2 separate regions of the Homo sapiens genome follow, and region 2 is linked to region 1. Evidence: chromatin contacts called from ENCODE Hi-C or POLR2A ChIA-PET data. All regions are on one chromosome and are shown on one strand. The core of a region is the stretch at or near the end of the contact, and the rest is flanking DNA. Distances in the headings are between cores, read along the strand shown. Region 1 overlaps PARD3 (par-3 family cell polarity regulator). Region 2 overlaps PARD3 (par-3 family cell polarity regulator).

Region 1 (6,331 bases), core at 1,365-3,864:
GCCATCTATATTAGGACAGGAAGTCCAACACTGGAGAAAAATTTTATATTTTCAATCATGTTATTCCAGAGACTCACAGTAGAAACGTGTATGCCATCAATAGGAACAACAGATAAGCAAGAGTTATAGGTTCAAGATACAATGTCAAACAATATATTAAATCATTGAAGAGATAGTAAGAGACGGCAAAGCAGGCAGTAAGGCCCAACTGACATTTCCTTTGCGAATCTATGAGAAGTAGAAACTAAGGGCACCAAACTTTTCTGTGAGTCGTAGCTGTGCTCTGTGCTTTGTGGATGGTGGAGCTCTGCATGAAGCCAGGCTATTTGATTGATGATGCTGTGTCTTGAGAGGCTCTAATATGTACTTCTTAGTCATCTATCTCCTTTAAGCACCAGCACATAATACATTTCAAAGGTTAACCAACATCTTGAACGTGCCTGAGAACTGCACTTGGAATGTAAACACGAACTCCCAAAATCATGCTTTTCCAATGGGAGTGGGTGCAGGAAGGAGAGCAAATGTGATTTGTTTATAAACCAGATGTAGGACACAAAAATAATCTTACACATTACAGATCTTTTTTTCAGGATTCATTAATAATTTAAGGACTACTGAAATGCCACCAAGATGTATCACCACTTGAAACACCTATGTTGCACTGTGAAACAGCCACATAAATGAAATGCCCCAAACTACAGTGATAAAACAGTCACTGATAATTCACACATTGTTCCCACAGTGGCCATTATCAGGCACCAAAGAGCATGGAGAATATTATTTCATGAAGCTACATACAGTGTCCAGTTTGGATGGCAACATTCACTGCCCTGAGGCTGAGCTGCAGTTGCTGTGGAACCTCAACTTAGATTTTCCCAATATTTGGATGTGTAAATTATCAGCTCCTGTATGGTTTTATTCTGTTGTCTGGTACTTTTTCTTTCAAGCTGTGACTGAATGTAGTTACTTTTAGCAAGAACTATACACTGAATTCCATTATAACTACAGTAAACAAAGCTGTTATTATGTATGTCAAATCAATATTTAAGAACTATACAGTACTGGCCGGGTGAGGTGGCTTACGCCTGTAATCCCAGCATTTTCAGAGGCTGAGGTGGGAGGACCACTTGAACCCAGGATTTCAAGACCAGTGTGGGCAACATGGTGAGATCCCGCCTCTATTTTTTTCTTAAAGTAAGAAAAAAATAGAACTATATAGTATCAATTTAAACTAAACTGTGCCAAAGAACTTTCAGATATGAGACAATACAGCCATTTGTTTTTTTTTTCTTTTTCCTTTCCCTACTCTCCATTTCATAGCAGAGTACAGACATTAAGAGCTTGGGTTCAAGATTTAAACAGACCTGGGCGTGAATAGCAATTCTATCATTTGCCAATTTTATAACCTTATGCAAGTTATGTACCTTTCCATGTTTCTATCCCTTCTTCTATAAAACGTGAACAATAAAAACATCTTCCTTGGCTGGGCTTAGTGGCTCACACCTGTAACCACAGCACTTTAGAAGGCTGAGGCAGAGAATGGCTTAACACCAGGAGTTCAAGACCAGCCTGGGCAACGTAGCAAGACTCAGTCTCTACAAAAAACCAGGTGAGATAGTGCGTGCCTGTAGTCCCAACTACTGGGAAGGCTGAAGCAAGAAGCTTGAGCCCAGGAGTTCAAGGCTGCAGTAAGCTATGACCATGCATGCCACTGCACTCCAGCCTGGGTGACAGAGTGAGACCCCATCACAAACACAAACACACACACACACACACACACACACACACACACACACTTTAAAAACTCTTCCTCTTAGTACTGAAAGAATCAGTACGAAAATCCTCCATATCACAAGCATTACATGGTGCCTGACACATAGTACTTACCCAACAAATGGTTATTTTATAAACATTATTGAAGACAGAAATAGATAACACATAATACAGAAAACAAACCTCGATAAATCTTTTAGGGCAATTATGTACAAATATACGACATTTTAAGAGTATATACATGTATTCATCTATTCATACACTGTGCCTTGCAAAACAATTTAATATGAAACATATTACCCACTCGATCAAATAAAAAACATATTATTTATAATTTAGAAACTTGCTGACACCTGATATTTACTGTGCTTTGCTATATACAAAATATTTTCAATGTAGAATGTCTTTAGGATGAGTAAAGAAACCAAAAAAAAGATAAATAAATGCTATATACAATCAAGTACATGGCAAGAAGAAGAAAACTTTGTGGGGTGGTGGTTGAAGACATTTTCAGAGAGAAAGTAGATGTAAAAAAAGTAGGAGGGGTCTAGGATTTTTACAATACCTGAAAGCTACACCTTCATCAATGCTGGCAGAAGGCAGAAGATTCCTGGGTCACAGACAAAGAACTATTCACAACTCATAGCCACACCGCTAGCCAGAGTATCTTCCTTTTATGTAGTGGTTCCTCAGCTAAGATTCTCACAAGGTGATGTGAAGAGGATCCAGGGACACTGGCACACACAGAAGAACCCTAGGCTTAGGGAACCTGAATCTTTTAGACAGACAGGGAGTATCTTTGCTTGCTGCTGTCAGAGGAGATCTTATACCTATCTTGCTCTACAAACATCCTTGAAAAGATTGTCCACAATGAAGACTTCTGTTCTGTGTGTGTATATATACATATACAACCTCCTCCTCTTAGATGAGTCATCTGTACAAAATGCCAAGAGAACAATGAGGAGTTATCTCCAAACTGCAGAGTTTAATCAAAGGATTGACAAATGATGTGGATGATTGCTAGCAGACTAAAACTAGGAATATTATTAACAAATGATCTATGATAACAATGCCTTCTGAATAGCGATATTAAATTCTACTAAAAGTCATATCTTCTACACTGAAAAAACAATTCAGTGTAAAACTACATGCTCAAAAAGATCAAGCATGAAAGATAAAAGAAATTTTGAGACTTGCAAAGAGATCTTTATCTCCTTCACATGAACACTTTCTTATATAAAGCTCTTTTTGGAAGTGCTCCAGCAAAATCCAGAAAACACAGTAAGAAATCAGTCAGAACCCAAGGGAAGTCCTAGAACACGGGAGAAATGGCAGTTTAAGGAAGCAGAAACCAGTTCAGATAAGAGCAGGAGGATGGAGAGGTCTAGTAAGTACATCTCCATGAGAAAAAAAGAAACTAATAATTGGTCTGATATCGTTCTAAAAGTTCTTTCATTCCCCTTTAGTTTTTCTCTTTTTTTGACACGGGGTCTTGCTATGTTGCCCAGTTCTGACCTCAGACTCCTAGGCTCAAACAATACTCCAGCCTAGGCCTCCCAAATAGCTGCAACTACAAGTTTGCACCTCCTCCCTGGGCTCAGGTCTGATACTTTTGAATATTTGAAAAATAAAAGGCATCTTGACAGACCTGACACAGAATGCAAGGGGAAAATCAAAAATATATACAGAGAAAACAAAGCAACATGAAAAAAAAAAAATTGCCCCAGGAGAAAAAAAATCTGTAGAAGAGGAAATATATTCAGAGTATCCATTTGGTTATGCAGTGAGCAATTGTCACATTGCCATGTGCTGTGACACTGGCTATTGACTGAAATTAGACTTTGGATGTAACAGCATTGAAAGGATGGGAACAAGAAACCAGAAGCAGTATAAAAGGAACAACTCTTATCTTCCATATGGCAAGTCAACAGATGTCAGTAACTGGTAATCAGGAAAGAGCAACATAAATATATTATTTAGAAACATGGAAGTAAATATCAGAGCAGACATTTAGGGAGAAAGACGGGAACAGTGGCACAGAGAGGCTGTTCATTTTTATGATAAGTCTTTTAGCATTATGTCTTTATTTTTATTCTGAAATGCCTGCCAAGGGGGTGGAGGGGCTTCTCCGGTCTAACTAACATGCAGACTGTCAAGGCCCCCACAGACTGCCTGGCATTGGATTGACAGTGCAGGGTGTAAGGCAGGAGACCCCACTTGCCAGCAAGGCTGTATCATGCCTTGTTTTCCAGAGGAGTGTGCACCCAGCAGTCCTCACAGCTGTGCAGGAGCCATTCTCTTGGGGTCTCTAGCAGACAGCGCAGGCGTGTTGACTCACATCAGGAAGTTGCAAGAGCTACCATGGCTGAAAAGCCTCATGCCCCAGAGAAGCCAGTGTCTCTTGGAACAATGCCATAGTCGTAAGCTGCTGCTCCTCAGATATTTATAGTTTTTCAAGTCTCAATACGATTTACCAATCAGTGGTTACTTTTGCCTAAAAAGGCAGTCGACATACTACCTTTATTAGGATTCCAGAAAAGGGGGGCCAAAACATAACTAAAGTTTAACTTCTCATGCAGAAATTGGAAAAGAGCCAGGCATGGTGGCGTGCGCCTGTAGTCTCAGCTACTTGGGAGACTGAGACAGGGGGATCACTTGAGCCCAGGGAGTTCAAGGCTGCAGTGAGTTATGTTCATACCACTGCATTCCAGCCTGGGCAACAGAGTGAGTCCTTATGCCTAAAAAAAAAAGAAAAAAAAAATCCAAAAACTTAAGTGATCCTACCACAAAAAAAGTACAGGACTTGTAACTAGAACACTTGAGACTAGAATCCTGCCTCCATCTCTCACCACAGAAAACAGGAACACAAATGTTTACAAAACAAGAAATATAAACCATACTGTCTAATTCAGAGGAACACTATAAAACTTAATCTAGAAACCAGTCATCTGTATATCTACATTCAAATTCTGAGGTCCAAGAAGTAAATATTTTGGATATTTATCACTTGAAAGAAAAGCCTATATTTATAATTTTTAAAATGTTTTATAAAAACTTAAAGTTATACTTCTCTACTTAAATTTCCAAAATATCTATCTTTGATTTTTGTGTTTAGAAAGCACAAAAAAAAAATGAAAATTCTCATGGTACAATTTACAATATTTTCTGTCAAGTGTTTTTAAAAAAAATTATTCATAACAGTAAATAAAATATTTTAATGAGTTCAAATATATTGCTAAAAAAACACTCAACTAAATGTTCTTTTTCATACTTTTTAGAATCCCTCCAAGATTTTCCTAACTTAATGAGAGACATGTTAACTATTAGTGAGCTATGGTATCCTAGAGAAAATATTTATTAGGATGTTGACAGAGTGAATTAAAGCACTTTTTCTTTGGATTACATTTGATGAAAAATAATTCCAAAGGGAATCTGTTTCCAAGTCTCCTAGGTATCACAAATAGGATTGCAGAAGGCATTCGTGTTAATGTCCCAACTACTTGATTAACTGGCCGAAACACCAGGAAAAAGTAATTTCCCATCATATATGGAAAACAATTGAAAACATCTGTAGGAGAGAGGGGCTTCACAATACAAAATGATAAATCTATAGCAACCTTCCAAAGAAATAAAATCAGGAAATGTGTAATACAATTTTAATTCATGATCATTATATTCTGCCAGAATAAAAACATTCATGAAAAAAATGCAAATACTTTTTAGAAAAGACAATATTAGATAAGATATAATAATATAATAATATATAGCAAAAATAAGATATTTTAAAATTAAAAATATTCCCTTGTAGAGGGAAATTAACAGCTGTTACAGTTTTAGACAAAGTCCAGTTCCTTATAATATAAACTATGCTCTACTGAACAAAGCTCAACATCAAATTATTTAGGATTCTATGAAGAATTATTCAGCGCCTGTGATGTAATCACTGTATATAAGCGCCATCCCCTCAACCAGATTCCTACTATTCTTATCTCAAGCTAGTACTGATCAAATGTAGTATTTAACACAGTCCATGAAATTTCCATTTCCCAGAGAAATGAAATGCCTCCCGTCTTGATACATATACAACATGACTCCATACAACCAAAGGCAAAAGAACAGATGGTGCTGATTTATGAAAGCTATCTAACCACAGAGAACAACAAAAAGTATGTATCTCTGCACCAGTTCCATGCATAATGGAATCTTAAAATTCAGTTCCAATATGTAAGTCTTCTCATTGATTATTAGGATTCCAGAGCATGGAGGAATCTTCTTGGAAGATATTTAGTCCAGCATCCAAAAGTACACTGCAATTTGTCTTCACATTCTTCTTCCATTTTGCCTGTCATCAATGATTCACACAGGAAGATTTACATATTGATGCTTACTAAAAATCACTGAATCTAATAACTAGTCCCAGCACCTTACCTGCCATCATCTGCCGCATTCCTATACATATTTATCCCAGATGACCACTCAAGCAGATACCACCATGCCAGGAACACTGGCACCGCTTGTTTTGCACGAAGGGCGTCTGCACTGCTTAGGGTTCTCCCAC
Region 2 (5,654 bases), core at 321-2,820, 110 kb after region 1:
CTGTTCCCTGCTGTAGCATTCCAAATAATAAATAGAAGGAATGATGGCAACAGAAATCATCATTAGGCAACCTCCACCATAAAAATCGTTCAGGTAAAATCTACTAATGGATACTAACATTAATGGGTGTGAATATGATAATAACAGGATATTTGCATAGCTCAAAATGTCTCCCCAGAAGAGTCATTTTGACTAAAAAGCAAAACAGTAATATTGTTGAAGTGGAGAAACTTGGCAGCCACTGCTGTACCCAGGTTAACGTCATTCATAGTAAGATGCAGCAATATCAAGTACCATCTGATAAAATGCACTGGGAAGTATATAACATTACTTTTGTGGTATTCTTGCCAAAAATGTATAACGTCCATCTAATCGTGAGGAAACATCAGACAAACCCAAATTGAGGGATATTCTGAAACATAAATAAGGCTCTCCAAAAGTATCAAGGGTCATGAAAGTAAAAGAAAGAACAAGGAGAACGAGGAAATTGTGCAAATTGGAGGAGTCTGAGGAAGAATGAGAACTACATGGAGTGGGAGGATAGAAAAAGGGCATTAGTGAAAAAATAGGCAGAATTCTAATGAGATCTGATTAGTTGACAGTACTGACTCAGTGTGAGTTTCTTTCTTTTGATAATTGTTCTATGATTATGTAAAATGTTAACATTAGGGATAGATGAAGTGTATATGGAAATACTCTGTAACTATTATTCCAAGTTTTCTGAAGTATAAAATTATTTCAAATTAAAAATTTTAAATGTTATAATATTTTTAAAAAGCTATAAAAATAAAAAAGTACTCTATGTCTTCTTATAACTAATACAGTTCTTAAAATGCTAATATACTTCTTATAAATCCCAAAGCGTAGGCCAGGCGCGGTGGCTCACGCCTGTAATCCCAGCACTTTGGGAGGCCTAGGCGGGCGGATCATTTGAGTTCAGGAGTTCAAGACCAGCCTGGCCAACATGATGAAACCCATCTCTACCAAAAACATAAAAAATTAGCCAGGTGTGGTGGCACGCTTCTGTAATCCCAGCTACTCGGGAGACTGAGGCAGGAGAACTGCTTGAACCCAGAAGGCGGAGGGTGCAGTGAGCCAAGATCCTGCCACTGCACTCCAGCCTGGGAAACAGAGCGAGACTCCATCTCAAAATAAATAACATAACATAACATAACATAACATAACATAACATAACATAACATAACATAACATAACATAAAAATAGAAAATAAATCCCAAAGAGTAAAAAACTTCTAAGGATCCACACTGGCTGCCACCTTGGAGCTTCACCCTTCAATCCCACACCTAGCAACTCAGCTTAGCCTTCCAAGAAAAGAACCATGACTGGAACCAAAATAAACCCCTCTCCTGCCTCCAATCCAAGCTTTTTCAAGGCCAACACTTGTCTCAGGTCAAAAACAGAAACGCGAATGTACAGAATATGAGTAGGACTCATAATTACAGTCCTCATTTTATAAATGGCTTTGTCGTTTGGAACAAATGCTATTTCCATGAACATTTATATATCATCAATCCATTTATCATCGACACAACAAAGAAAACCATTGTACAGTCACAAAGAGACAGGAAGCTCAGAAACCTGCTGACGTATAGATAGAATCAGCTGATTAAACAATCTGGAAGAACCAGTACCAGGGTTCATACCATACCACGGTAATTGGTATGAAGAAATCACAGTAGGATGAATAATTGGGCCACTCAACCTTATAATGAACAACATAAATCAGAAAAGAAGTCCTTAATAGTTACAAAAAAAAGGGAAAGGTATGCATACGTATACACCAAAACATCCATATATAGTAAAATCAGTTTATCTGACAGTGACTTGCAAGTGTCTGCCTGTATTAGAGACACAGACATTCCACTAGATTAGGGGTCAATGGGCAAACTTTCTCGAAAAGAATAAGACAGTAAATATTTTTGGAGCTGTGGCCCATACCGTCTCTTTCATAACTACTCTACTCACTAATTATAGTATGAAAGAGCACCCATAGACAATACAAAAACAAATGACTGTGACTACATTTGAATAAAACTTTATTTATAAAATAAACAGGCCAAATTTGGCCCATGGTCCCTAGTTTGACAACCCAGCCCATCTTTCTAGTAACATGCAATTTTAGTTTCAGTTTGAGCAATAAAACTAAAAGTCAAGGTACCTTTGTAGCCTCAAAAAACTAAAATACTCATTTCAAGCTCTGCATGAAGATTTTGGATTGCTATACTTGATTTTAATATCATCATACTTTTCATAAGGTGTGTGGCTTAATATGCATTTTGAAGATATTAAGTTTTGACATTTTGGTGCTTAATTGGAAGCAAATGAAATTCATGTTTTGTTATTAACTTTTCACAATGATGTGTTCTCTCAAGAATCGAGTCCTTTCTGCAAACTGAAAATGGAGATTGAAAATTACAAAGAATAAGTCTTTAAATGCCACATGATGGAAGAGCTTATACATATATATTAGTTTCAATAATTATCTCCAGCATTTTTAGAAAACATTATAGAACCACAGTTGGTGATTTGCAATATGCCAATAACATACAATTGCACAGCTTTCTTTTAAACCAAAATTTAAGTGCCAGGTCCCAATATGAAATAATTTTGTGTTAAACTGGGAAAGATATATAATTTTAGAAAATCTACTCTATAAGAATGCATATAGTAACACAGCAAAAAAAAAAAAAAAAAAAGGTGGGGGGAACCTTCACAAAAAACTGCGTATTAAAAATCTCCATCATGCCCTTCAAAAAGTAAAGGAAAAGTCTTTTAAATTTGTGAAATGTTACTCAAATTCTAATTTAACAGATGGAATCTTCACTGCTGTCCACAAAGTAGATCATTTTGAATGTTCATTTTTTTCCTTGCAATAATTATTAATCTCTCTTCTGTTCCATTCATCTATCAAGTCTCCATGAGAAAAGACAGGCAGAATTTGGATAACACCTACAATAGCCCAAGTAGAAATAAACTCTAAACATTGTCACCCACTTTCCCCTACCTCAGGACAAGTCACTTTAACTATGAAACATCAGAACCCCCCAACAGAAAACCTCTTATAGAAACATCACACAGAAATGCTTATAAAACCCTTGGATCTAGGGAAGTCCCTTTAATAGGTAAAATTAAGACCTGAAAGCCCACAACTGCATGTAGCAAAGTGGCTAACAGCAATGGAGAATCAGAAAAAGCTACATTCAAAGCCAGCTCTGACCTTATTTTTTGGGTAGCTGTTGGTAAATCCAGTGGCCTCTCTAACACCTCCAGACCTTACTCTCCTCATTTGGAAAAGAGGATGGTGGTTGTGGGTAGACAGAATAATGGTCTCCCCAAAGTTATCCATGTCCAAACTCCTGGAACCAGTGAATGTTACCTTCTATGAAAAAGGGACTTTGCAGACAGGATGGAGGTTAAGAACCTTAAAATGGAAAGATTATCCTTCATTATCCAGGTAGAGCCCCATCTAATTACATAAGTCTGGAAAAATGGAGAGCCACGCCTGGCTGCGGCCAGAGAGAAACGTGATGATGGCCAGAGAAATACTACACTGCCCACCTTGAAGACAAACAAAGGGAGTCATGAGCCAAGGAAAGTGAGCAGCATTTAGAAGGCAAGGATATAGATTCTCCCCTAGAGCCTCGAGAAAGGAGCACGGTTAACACACTGATTTTATGGCATTCTGACCCATGTCAGCCTTCTACCAAGCAGAATTGCCAGGTAATGAATTTGCATTGTTTTCAGCCACTTATGCCTGCTCTGCCAGATGTAGGACAAATAAAGAGATAAGGTATACAACTTCCAGAACACAATAAGTATGTTTACTATGAGCTTTTATTAAATTATATTGTGATGGATGATAAATACGTTCTACTTTTGTAAATATGAGAATAGTTTCAAGAGTAAAGAAGACAGATGCAAAGCTCAATCGCTGTGTCTTGGATCTACACAGGAATAGTAATGGGAAAAAGAACACGGAAAGAAGACAGCATGCTAGAAAATGCATGTTCAACATAGATATGGCACAAAATGAAGACCTTCCACAGACGCTCTACATCCTCCTCTAGAGGGCCCCACAGAAACACAAAGTCGTTTTTATTATTTCACTTAACAGGAAGCAAAGCCGAGCCTCAGAGAGATGAATCTGACTAGCATATAAATAAATACAGAATAAATTTGAGATGGGAAATCAAGTCAAAGATCCTATTTTCTCCAAATCTTCCTGCTCTGGAGCATCTAACATATCCACAGCACAGGGCACTGGCAGGCTACAAACTAAGATTATCTGCAGACCTCTGAATAGGATTCTGTTCGTTTTTGATTAATCAAACGTAATAACCTGCCTTTACCAAATTAATGCAATTTTGATGACACCACTTAAAATTTTTCTGAACATATCTGAGGGTAATGAAGATCATCACAGACAATTCATCCTGCTGGTGCCATCACTCAGTCTTAAACAGAGGGCTTAAAAGGATCAAAGAACTTGCAGATTCTACCCTCATACAGGAAAATGAAAGCTGATTTAAGCCAAGTCTAAGTGAAATCTCAAAGACCTCTAGGTTCAAACTCCACACACCCTGAGAAGCCATTTTAATGTGACACCCTGTGAGCAATCTCTCACTTTCCATTGCTTTCTTCATGTATAAGCTAGACATATCCAGGGAAAGTCAATTATGATGGGTGTCATTGGACACTCAATGTCAATATATGCAATTGTTTTCCTATGAAATAAAGACTTATAATTCTTTTAAAAAGGCATCATATTTTGGCCCTGGATAAAGTACAAAACATGTTGGAGAATACTAGAAACAAGAATAAACTTGAAGATGCCTCCATGACCCTCTCTTCATCTAAGAAACATGAGCAGCCTCCATGAGTCAAGCCAGATCCAGCGGCTTAGTCAACAAGAAGCACAACACAGAAAGTGCGTGTTTGAGAGATGACAGGGAGATGTCATGGGCAGATGTGCCTATAAAGAAGAATGTAACAGAAGAGAATAGAAAGAAAATTCAACAGATATGGGAGAACTAGAGCATAATGAAATAAATTTCAAAAACTTAACAATAAAACTAAAGGAGTTGGAGATACATGCATTTTTTAAGTTTGAAGTCAGGCTGTTCCATGATGTATAATTCTAAACTATCACTAATTCAAAAATCACTTTTCGTCTCCATAGTTTATAAATTATAGATTTCTATAATTAGGATCATACCTACCAATACATTTAAATTCTTCTGCCCTTTCACTCAAGGATGTCCAAAAAAATTATAAATTAGATCAAGTATTTGAGTTTCTGAATTCCCCTTTTTCTATCTCTTATTTTTTTTTAAGATTTCATTTACACTTGTCTCCCATAAAGCACACGTGATAACCTGTGGCACTTACATAAAAGAAAAACTAACCAAACACTAACATGCTTTTGTAGATTATCACAGTGTATTATCCAACATAAGAAAGGGAGCTAAATGAGATCAATCTTTAATAAAGCCATTTCCAGCAAAATATCATGCAGGAGAGGGCAGAACATTCCCGCTGCTTCCTGAACAACACAGGAGACCACCATCATCATAAGCTTCTATCTGTCAATTGCCAAAGGGAGACCTGTCCGACAAGAGCTAATGCCATCCTT

The links. Hi-C counts contacts between places; a loop is a spot of excess contacts on that map. ChIA-PET counts read pairs that join two places held with the same protein, here RNA polymerase II (POLR2A). Pooled maps may share reads with other maps.
Region 2: a loop to region 1 is called in a map of endothelial cell of umbilical vein, with 7 times the contacts of the local background. The contact joins two enhancer-like sites. A Hi-C loop is called at or near these places in 3 of 168 maps with a recorded cell type or tissue (Calu3, GM12878 and endothelial cell of umbilical vein) and 1 of 50 pooled maps. POLR2A ChIA-PET finds 5 or more read pairs at or near these places in 4 of 52 experiments (A549, AG04450, H1 and 1 more).

What each region holds. Positions count from the first base shown.
Region 1 is chr10:34,403,322-34,409,652 of GRCh38, forward strand. The region is part of intron 5 of PARD3 (par-3 family cell polarity regulator); the gene reads right to left. Among named protein-coding and RNA genes, the nearest start is that of PARD3, 410 kb to the right of the region's middle. Within about 2 kb of position 2,615, at least 3 of the 41 ENCODE cell types and tissues checked have a DNase peak (open chromatin) inside an H3K27ac peak, as active enhancers do.
Region 2 is chr10:34,518,666-34,524,319 of GRCh38, forward strand. All of the region lies in intron 2 of PARD3 (par-3 family cell polarity regulator), which reads right to left. Among named protein-coding and RNA genes, the nearest start is that of PARD3, 290 kb to the right of the region's middle. Within about 2 kb of position 1,571, at least 4 of the 41 ENCODE cell types and tissues checked have a DNase peak (open chromatin) inside an H3K27ac peak, as active enhancers do.